2 separate regions of the Homo sapiens genome follow, and region 1 is linked to region 2. A link is an interaction called in ENCODE POLR2A ChIA-PET data of the cell type or tissue named here. Cell type or tissue: GM12878. All regions are shown on one strand. Each heading gives the region's core, and the rest is flanking DNA. Links, peaks and the distances in the headings are about the cores only. Region 1 overlaps XLOC_008559 (a long non-coding RNA gene). Region 2 has its middle 19 kb from the start of PCGF5.

Region 1 (4,398 bases), core at 259-4,258, 220 kb after region 2:
TACTGCTATGTGTTCGCCCAAGTCCTACTTCTGAGCACAAAGGAAAGCTCATTTCCGAGCTTCCCAGCCACTAGATGTCATTGACTGAGCCCTGCCAGTGAAGTGCTAGGCTGGTGATCAAGGCCACTTCCATGAATGCATGGAGCAGAGCCTTCCTCACGCCTCCCTCATACAGCCATACCCGACTGTGATGGGCGAGGAGCAGATCCTTCCTCACGCCTCCCTCATACAGCCATACCCGACTGTGATGGGTGAGAAACAAACCTTTATTGTGTTACTCTAGCGAGATCTGGAGATAGTTTGTCACAACACTCAGAATAGACTCTTACATCACGGTTGGAAATACTAACTTTGAGGAATTCTTAGTTTGTCTGTCTACTATAGCTCAAAGTTCAGACTTTGAGAATATTTCTTGTTGACCATAGATGTGCCCAGAACTGCTCTGATCTAATGCAATGCTTATTGTCTGGTGTTCCAAGAATGGCTTCTCTGTATGCAATGCTTGAGTTATCTATTTTTTAATATGCTACCTGAGTTTCATTGCATAGCAGGGGTTTAAGTTATGTAGCTTAATGATGGAGTTATGTTCTGAGAAATGTGTCATTAGGCAATTTTGTCATCGTGCAAGCTTCAAAGAATGTACTTACACAAAGCTAGATGGTGTAGCCTACTGCACACCTAGGCTATATGGTGTAGCTTATTGCTTCTAGGTTGCAACAGCATGTTACTGTACTGAATGAATACTGTAGGCAATTGTAACACACTAGTGTTTGTGTATCCAAACATTTCTAAACAAAGAAAAAATACAGTAAAAATATAGTACAAAAGATATAAAGTAATACACCTACATAGGACACTCAACACGAATGGAGTTTGCAGGACCAGAAGTTGCTCTGTGTGAGTTAGTGAGTGATGAGTGAATGTGAAGGCCTAGGACATGACTGTACACTATCGTAGACTCTATAAACACCTAGTGTACACCTAGGCTACACTAAACTCATTAAAAATTTTTCTTCAATAATAAATTAACCTTAAAAATTAAACTATAACTTTTTTTTTTTTTTGAGACAGAGTCTTGGTCTGTCGCCCAGGCTGGAGTGCAGTGGCACCATCTCAGCTCACTGCAACCTCTGCCTCCCGGGTTCAAGCAATTCTCCTGCCTCAGCCTCCTGAGTAGTGGGGATTACAGACACCCACCACCACACCTGGCTAATTTTTGTATTTTTAGTAGAGATGGGGTTTCACCGTGTTGGCCAGACTGGTCTCGAACTCCTGACCTCACGATCCACCTGCCTCAGCCTCCCAAAGTGCTGGGATTACAGGTGTGAGCCACCGCACTCAGCCAACTATAACTTTTTACTTTATAAACTTTTAAATTTTTTGAAAGTTTTGAACCTTTTGTAATAACACTAAGCTTAAAACACAAACACTCTATGGCTGAACAAAAATATTTTCTTTCTTTATATCTTTATTTTGTAAGCTTTATTCTAATAAAAATTTTTAAATTGTCTTTTACTTTTTAAACTTTTTTAAAAACTAAGACACACACACATTAGCCTAGGCCTACGCAGAGTCAGGATCATTAATATCACTGTCTTCTACCTCCACATCTTGTCCCACTGGAAGGTCTTTGGGGCAGTAACAGGATGGAGCTGTCATCTCCTATGATAACAATGCCCTCTTCCGGAATACCTCCTGAAGGACCTGCCCAAGGATGCTTTACAGTTAATTTTATTCCTTTATAAGTAGAAGGAGCACAGTCTAAAATTGCAATAAAAAGGATAGCATAGTAAATACATAAATCAGTTACACAGTCGTTTATTATCATCATCCAGTATTATGTACTGTACATAATTGTATGTGCTACACTTTCATATGACTGGCAGTGCAGTAGGTTTGTTTACACCAGCATCACCACAAACACATGAATAATGCATTGTGTACTACGTTATGACGGCTACTTCACTAGACAAGAGGAATTTTTCAGCTCCAGTATAATCTTATGAGACCACCATAGTATATGTGATCTATTGTTGGCTGAAACATCGTTATGCAAAGCATGACTATATTAATAGTTCATAGCATTTTGGTACACACAATGTGAAGAATTCTTCCCCATTGCACAAAATTCACTCACCCCTGGTTCTTCTCTGCTTAGCAGTATCAAACGTTCTCCAAGCTCAGACTTACTTGTTCCCATCTTGGCATGTGAGCCACATATACCTATAGGCAAGCCTGGAAGATATCAGCCTTCTTGGACCTCCCATGGAAGATCCCTGCTATACATCTTCAGCAGCTGCACACCATCAGGACAAGTTCTTCATAGTGAGACATCGTCAGCTGCCCATAAACTGAGACCACTTCTAGACCCAATAGGTTTAGGAACAGCTCACTTACTTTTGAGAACTGGCAAAAAGGACAAATATGGATCAGTGAACAGAGCATGGGATTAGGTTGTGACCTGCATTTTAGTTCAGGCTCTCCCACTAACTTGCTGGGTGACTTTGGACAAGTGGAAACTTCCCTTGGCCTATGTTCCTTGTTTTCTCATCTTAATATACAGATAATAAATATTACTTTCTCTGGCTAACCTGTCAGGGCCCTTTAATTGTTACAAAACAAAAATGTATAGCATACATAGAAACATGGAAAAATTACAGTGGGAAAAAATATTAAAAATTATTTTAAGAAAGCTCATTTATAATCAGATAGTTATGTGTTATGGGCTAATCAGACCTCTGCCAGAAAGAGTTGCTTTTTGAAAATGGACATTATTTTCTTGGGGTCTGTTTGACAGTTTTCCCACCTTAGTGCACATATGAAACTGGAACAATGATCTGTGAGTAAGAAAGACATCATCAGTTTTCTGGATAGCTTGTTAGATTAGAGGTCTTGGTCAGTTAGTACTGCATTCCAAATGTCTACTCAACAGCATTAAAGTCAAGTTGGCCTATAATGAAAACTATTAAAACCAAGATTGGACAATTCCATGTCTATGAATTTATCTTATGAGTAGATAAATATGAGAAATGACACACATAAGAGGATATTCACTGTTTGGAACAACAAAAGAGTAAAAACATCTATATTTGCACATAAGGGGGACTGGTTAAGCCAACTACGGAAATCTGTGCTCTAGGAAAACGTATAGCTCTATGAATGCTGGAACTCTGATACACTGATATGGAGCATTCCCCAAGAAATTTCATTAAGTTAAAATGCAAATTGCAGAACAGTGTGTAACATACAATACCATTTGTGTCAAAAATTTTTAAAACATGTATTTGCTAGAGAATGCGTAAAATATCTCTGGAAGAATATGAAAATGCTGTTTTTATTGTTTGCCTCTGAAGAAGAAACTGCATTAGCTAGGAAAAGATTATGAAGGGGCCATTTGTGTTTTTTACATTTAAAATCATATGAATATATTAACTATTCAAAACAAAGCAAAAATAAAATCAAAAGCATGATTAGATCCAGTTCCTTTTTTACAGTGATTGGGTAATTGTAGTAAATATCATAAAATGTACTATTTTAACCAGTTTTTAGTGTACAGTTCGGTGGTGTTTACTACATTCACACTGTTGTGAAGCCATCACCACCATCCATCCATGTCCAGTTTATTTTTGATCCAAAGCTGCTGCACATTTCCATAGAGGACAAGAAACTTGTGCTTCCCTCCCCAGGAGGAAAAACTAGAATATTTCTGACAGCTTCTCTATCCTTTGCTCCCCTCTCCAAGGGTAGGTGAATGACTAAGCTGATGATTTGGAAGAAGGACTGAGGTTTAGCCTTTTCTGGGTTTTCTCTTTCACAGCATCTTGCTTCAGGACACATACATTTTCTGCTCCTCTAACCAGTAAACTTACTTAGGCAGATCTTCCCTCTGCACTGGAAGGCCTGCAGATCTGAGAAGGTGAGGACAATTTGGGAAGAAGGTGTGGGAAGCTCATTTGGGGTGGCTCAGAAAGGTAAGCCCTAATGTGTCCAAGACTGATTCTCACTCATCAGCCTTCTAGAAAAGGAGCTGGATGCAAAGCTCCTTGGAAATGAATTATAGCTGTGGGTGGAAGGCAGCCAATCCCAGTGAATCCCAAGGGTTGGACCTAGCCTCCTGAGCAGGCCAGGAGAAAGGCAGTGGCTTCCCAATCATGAATGCTGGGGGAACAGGTCATGCTAATGTGAACCCAGAAAATTTGAGACAGGTCTCAGTTAATTTAGAAAGTTTATTTTACCAAGCAAGGTTGAGCACACGTGCCTGTGACAGCCTCAGGAGGTCCTGACATGTGCCCAAAGTTGTCAGAGCACAGTTTGGTTTTATGCATTTTAGAGAGACATGAGACATCAATCAGCATATGTAAGATGAACATTGGTTTGGTCTGGAAAGGTGGGACAACT
Region 2 (4,398 bases), core at 154-4,153:
AGCAGGATGGCACATCTGGTTCAATGTAATACAGGAAAGACTGAAGTGTATACAGTCAATGAAATACAGAATACTGAAATAAGATTGCTAATTTAGAAATAAAACTAGTTACTATCCTATAGGGCAATAAAACTATAACCTTTGGGGTTATCTTCTTTATCAGACAGAAGTCATTTGCAGGGGATCAATCTACAAATTAACATCTAACTTCATAGAATCTGGATCCTAATAAAAAGTAAGTTAAACAAAGGAACACTTTCCTAGAGAATTACATGATCCTTGGCTGGTGTCTTAAGTGCTCCAAGAAAACGCTAAAAAGACATGCAATCATCCTGTGCCTTATTCCCAAATGTTGGATAATTTTCCTAAACATTTTAATATGCAACAAAACCTTGGCTATACAAAGCCCTGCTGAATGGGTTAGTCTTGATAGTGGCATGCTCTAGAGACCTAAATTAGCCCTTAAAATGCTTAGTACCAAGGGGTTTGCTGGTAGATTGTGGCTGAACACTTCCCCTGCCCCTACCTCCATCAAGGCTGCAAAGTCACCATTTTTGTTTGTTTGCTTTCTTGCTTTTTTAAATCATGTTTGGCCTGTATTCTGCATCAGAAAATTTGCTGCTTACCCTGTATTGTTTTTAGTCATTTTCACAAACACATTTCTTTACTGTTTTTCTTCCTTTGAAAATATCCCCTCATCTGAACATTAATCATGTCAACCTTTTAAGCAAAGAATGATCTAACTCCTTCAACATAAATACATCTAAAAGTTGAGTCACAGTTTGATAGTAAGCATATTATATAGCATAAATGGCCAATCTTTTCGCCTAACTACCCCTTGCCCCAACATTAAGAAGCACATTGAAAATAACTTACTATTTAAGATCAATAATTAGTTAATAACCTCTATTTACTGAAACCAATTAAGTACAAGAAGGAAGTTTTCAAGGCTTCTAAGGAGTCAAATATAGTAACAACTTCTGGCTGTATATTATATTACAGTATCCCTCATTTAGACTCTTAATAATTAACAGTAACGATGACTACTATGCAATGACTACTCACTATGTGCCAAATACTGTGCTAAGAGCTTACAAATTTATCCTATTTAATCCTCACAACAATCCTGTTAACTACTTTGTATTATTTGCCTCATTTTTCAGAAGAATAAACTGAATCACAGGGAATTAAATTAACTCTCTCAAGGTCACAATGGTGGGTTTTACTGAAATCATTAGGTTCACAAAAATTAATCAGCTTAAAACAATCAGATCACAACGGTGGTGGATTCAAATCCAGGTTATTTTGCTTCAGAGTCTATAGGCTTAACCACCATACTACATCAAAAAAGACAGAAGAACCATAAAAACAGATACATCGACCATCATCATCATAGCACTTATACAGCACATTTTATACGAAGGCATGGTTCTAAGCAGTGAACATATAAAAACTTATTTATTTCTCACAATAATCCTAGGGGGTGAGTACAATTATTCTTCTCAATTTGGGAAAGAAGAAATTGAGGCAAACAGTGGTTACACCTGGTCACAATGCTAATAAAATGCAAGGCTTGGATATAATCCTGGACAGTGTAGCTCCCAAGTCCAGGACCCTCCCTTGATGCCACCCTGCTTCTTCTAACAATTTCAAAAGCATAGTGCCAGTAAACAGTCCTAACACTTCAGAAACTCTGAGGTTGGAAATCACCACATTAAAGCACAGAACCTTAACTAAATGTTCATCACTATGATCAAAAGTCATCAAGAACAGATTAAAAGGTTTTCATTCAGCCTTGTTAAGAAGGCAAAAAAGTAACACACTTAAACAAAATTTCATCCAAGATGGGTTTCTTAAAAAAAAAAAAAAAAGGTTTTCTGGAAAATGAACTCAATACAGAACAAATGAGGTGTTACAGTAGTGTTAAAAAATCTTTCTGCAGACATTGTTTTTGTTCTTGCTGCCTTGGGGTTTCTCAGAATTCCCTCAGGGGCTGTGGGTGGAGGGAGGAGGGGAGAAGATAGTTCTCCACTCCACCTTCAAACACATAACTCTGTTTACGTATTTTTTTTACACATTGGGCTTCCTGGTAAGCTTTCACTTTGATGGGACCTAAGCTCCTGTTTATGATTTGAATGAGTTCCCCAAATTTCATGTGCTGATAACTTAATCTTCAAATTCATACGTTGATGGCATTTAGAGGTGGGGCTTTGGGAGGTAATTAAGATTAGTAATGTCACTGGGGGGACCATGATAGGACTAGTGGCTTTACATGAAGAGAGACCTGAGCTGACACACTCAGCCCCTCACCATGTGATGCCCAGCTCAGAAGGTTGCAGAGGGTCTCCACCGGCAAGAAGGCCCTCACCAGATACCTCACCCTTGGATGTCCCAGCCTCCAGATACGTAAGCAATACATTTCTTTCCTTTATAAATTGCCCAGTCTCAGGTATTCAGCTGTAGCAACAGAAAACAAACTAAGACAGCTCCCATGAAAATGTGGTCTAAGTGGGCAGCTCTTCTCACTTTTATAAAACTTTCCCCATCACCTCCCTGGTGTCTCAGGAGTTCCACTTCACACTATTTTTCCATTTGCCTCTTGAATCTTGTGCTTGCCCAAGCTCTGACCATTCTCCCACCTGACCCTCCCCCTTTCCACTTCCCTCTGTCAACAGTAATCACGAACACAGCTAATGTTATCAACCTCCTACACAGCAAGCTCTAGGTTAATATTTTTACATCAATTACTTCATTGAATGCTCTCAACACCCTTATGAATTGGGTTCTATAATTGGCCCCACCGTATACAGGAAGAAACCAAAGCTTAATTTGCCCACTGTCCAATGACCACAAAGTGATGAATATAGGATAAACTAGATTGCCCACTAGAAAGGCCCCCAACTCTTCACCAGTACACAATCCTGCCTCTCAGCCTCTGCCAATTATGTTCAAATCTCCCACTGAGACTGTGTTCAAGACTCAATATCTTAAAAACAAAACAAAACAAACAGCACCTTCCCTTCTGGCACAGTCCCTTATAGCAGCACCTCAACAATGACAAATGCAATGCACAGCTTTCAATGCAATCTCATCCATACCTGTTGATATTAATGCTTATAAAATCTTCTCTTCTTCTTTCAAACATATATGCGCACTTCCCAGAAAGGGGCTACATCCCCTGTTCTTTCTATACCCTCACTCTCTCTTAACTAGATTAGTTGAACAATTTTGGGCACCGAGTAGGAAGATATTAATAATCAGCATAAAGAACCCTGGTCAGTAGTCAGGATACCAGAGTTCTGGTTCAGTTTCAGGCAATCCCCTATAGCAGACACTGTCACTGTCTCCTCCTCCCTCTTATCTCCTCCACGCTCATCTCTACATGCTGAAGGCAGCCTTCTTGAACACCTGTGGCTTTTATTCTGGCTCTGGGAGCAGGCTGGGCCCTCTCCCACAGTGAGGCAAAAATGCAGGGAAGTTAGCATCTCCAGGAAACAGCCCTCAGTCAAGGAGGATGGATAGTTGATGGGCAAGTAACCCAATTTCCCTGTCCTTTGGGTAGGATAGCCTGAAGCGTGTAGACTAGTTCCTAGAGTTCCTTAAACGGATTGAGCTCCAGTTGCCCACAGCAGTAATTCTCTTGAAACTATACCCTTTATTGCTTTCTTTTTCCTCCCTGTCCCACTTCTCTACTTTCCTGTTGATATTTCTTGGGAGAACCTCTCAACTAAACCACTTACTCTCAAATTCTTGTCTTGGGGTCTGTTTCTGGGGAAACCACACTAAAATTTATTCTCCTTTGTTTATTTACTCCACTTCCCTATCTGTCAAACAAGAGGGTTGCATAAAGGATTTTTATGGCCTCTTTGGACTCTAACATCCTAGGATTTCAATGAACTCAATCAAATTTCAGTATTAAACTAAAACTAGCCTTGAATGTTACTTCTTAACTAAAATACTGCATCATATTTTGGAGCCGTGGCTGAATTTCACGTACATTAATGTGGAAGATGCTGGGAAGCAGAGATCAGATCCCTCTTCAGAGAAGCCTTTGGGCTGCACTTGATGGGGATGTTGTTGGCCTCTTGCAGGCATGTCCTCAGCTGCAAAGATCCTCCTTGCCCAAGGTCACTTTCCCAAGGATGCAAGGACTGAGGGATGCTGGAGTATAAAGGCCTGGCCATCTTGGCCCAAGTCAAGACAACTCAGAGGAGTCATTCTAGTTCCAGAGCTCCTGCCATGCTGGCTCTACAGCTCAACTCCTTTTCTGCCCCCCTTGCTGCCTTCCCACCCTTCAAAGGGCATTCCCTAATAAACATCCTGGATACAAAACTACACCTGGGAGTCAGCTTCCCAGGGAACCCAACCTGTGACAAGTACATTTTCTACTTGTTTATT

What was found. ChIA-PET counts read pairs that join two places held together with the same protein. Peaks named below come from ENCODE experiments on the same cell type or tissue, not always from the same donor. Only the 100,000 strongest peaks of a DNase experiment are listed, where the experiment ranks them.
Region 1: POLR2A ChIA-PET joins it to region 2 with 10 read pairs; 2 of 35 experiments call an interaction of 5 or more read pairs at or near these places.

Annotation. Positions count from the first base shown.
Region 1 is chr10:90,978,583-90,982,980 of GRCh38, reverse strand. All of the region lies in intron 3 of XLOC_008559 (a long non-coding RNA gene), which reads right to left. It overlaps LOC107984252 (a long non-coding RNA gene), which reads right to left. Exons shown (of 3, transcript XR_001747547.2): 2 at 2,138-2,406; 3 at 1,705-1,761. Among named protein-coding and RNA genes, the nearest start is that of XLOC_008559, 33 kb to the right of the region's middle. In GM12878, for the core only: no CTCF peak of the experiment used is centred there; no DNase peak of the experiment used is centred there.
Region 2 is chr10:91,199,197-91,203,594 of GRCh38, reverse strand. It overlaps a transcript of PCGF5 not described here. Among named protein-coding and RNA genes, the nearest start is that of PCGF5, 19 kb to the left of the region's middle. In GM12878, for the core only: no CTCF peak of the experiment used is centred there; a DNase peak (open chromatin) is centred at 2,014; H3K4me3 peaks cover 1,437 bases; H3K27ac peaks cover 3,614 bases.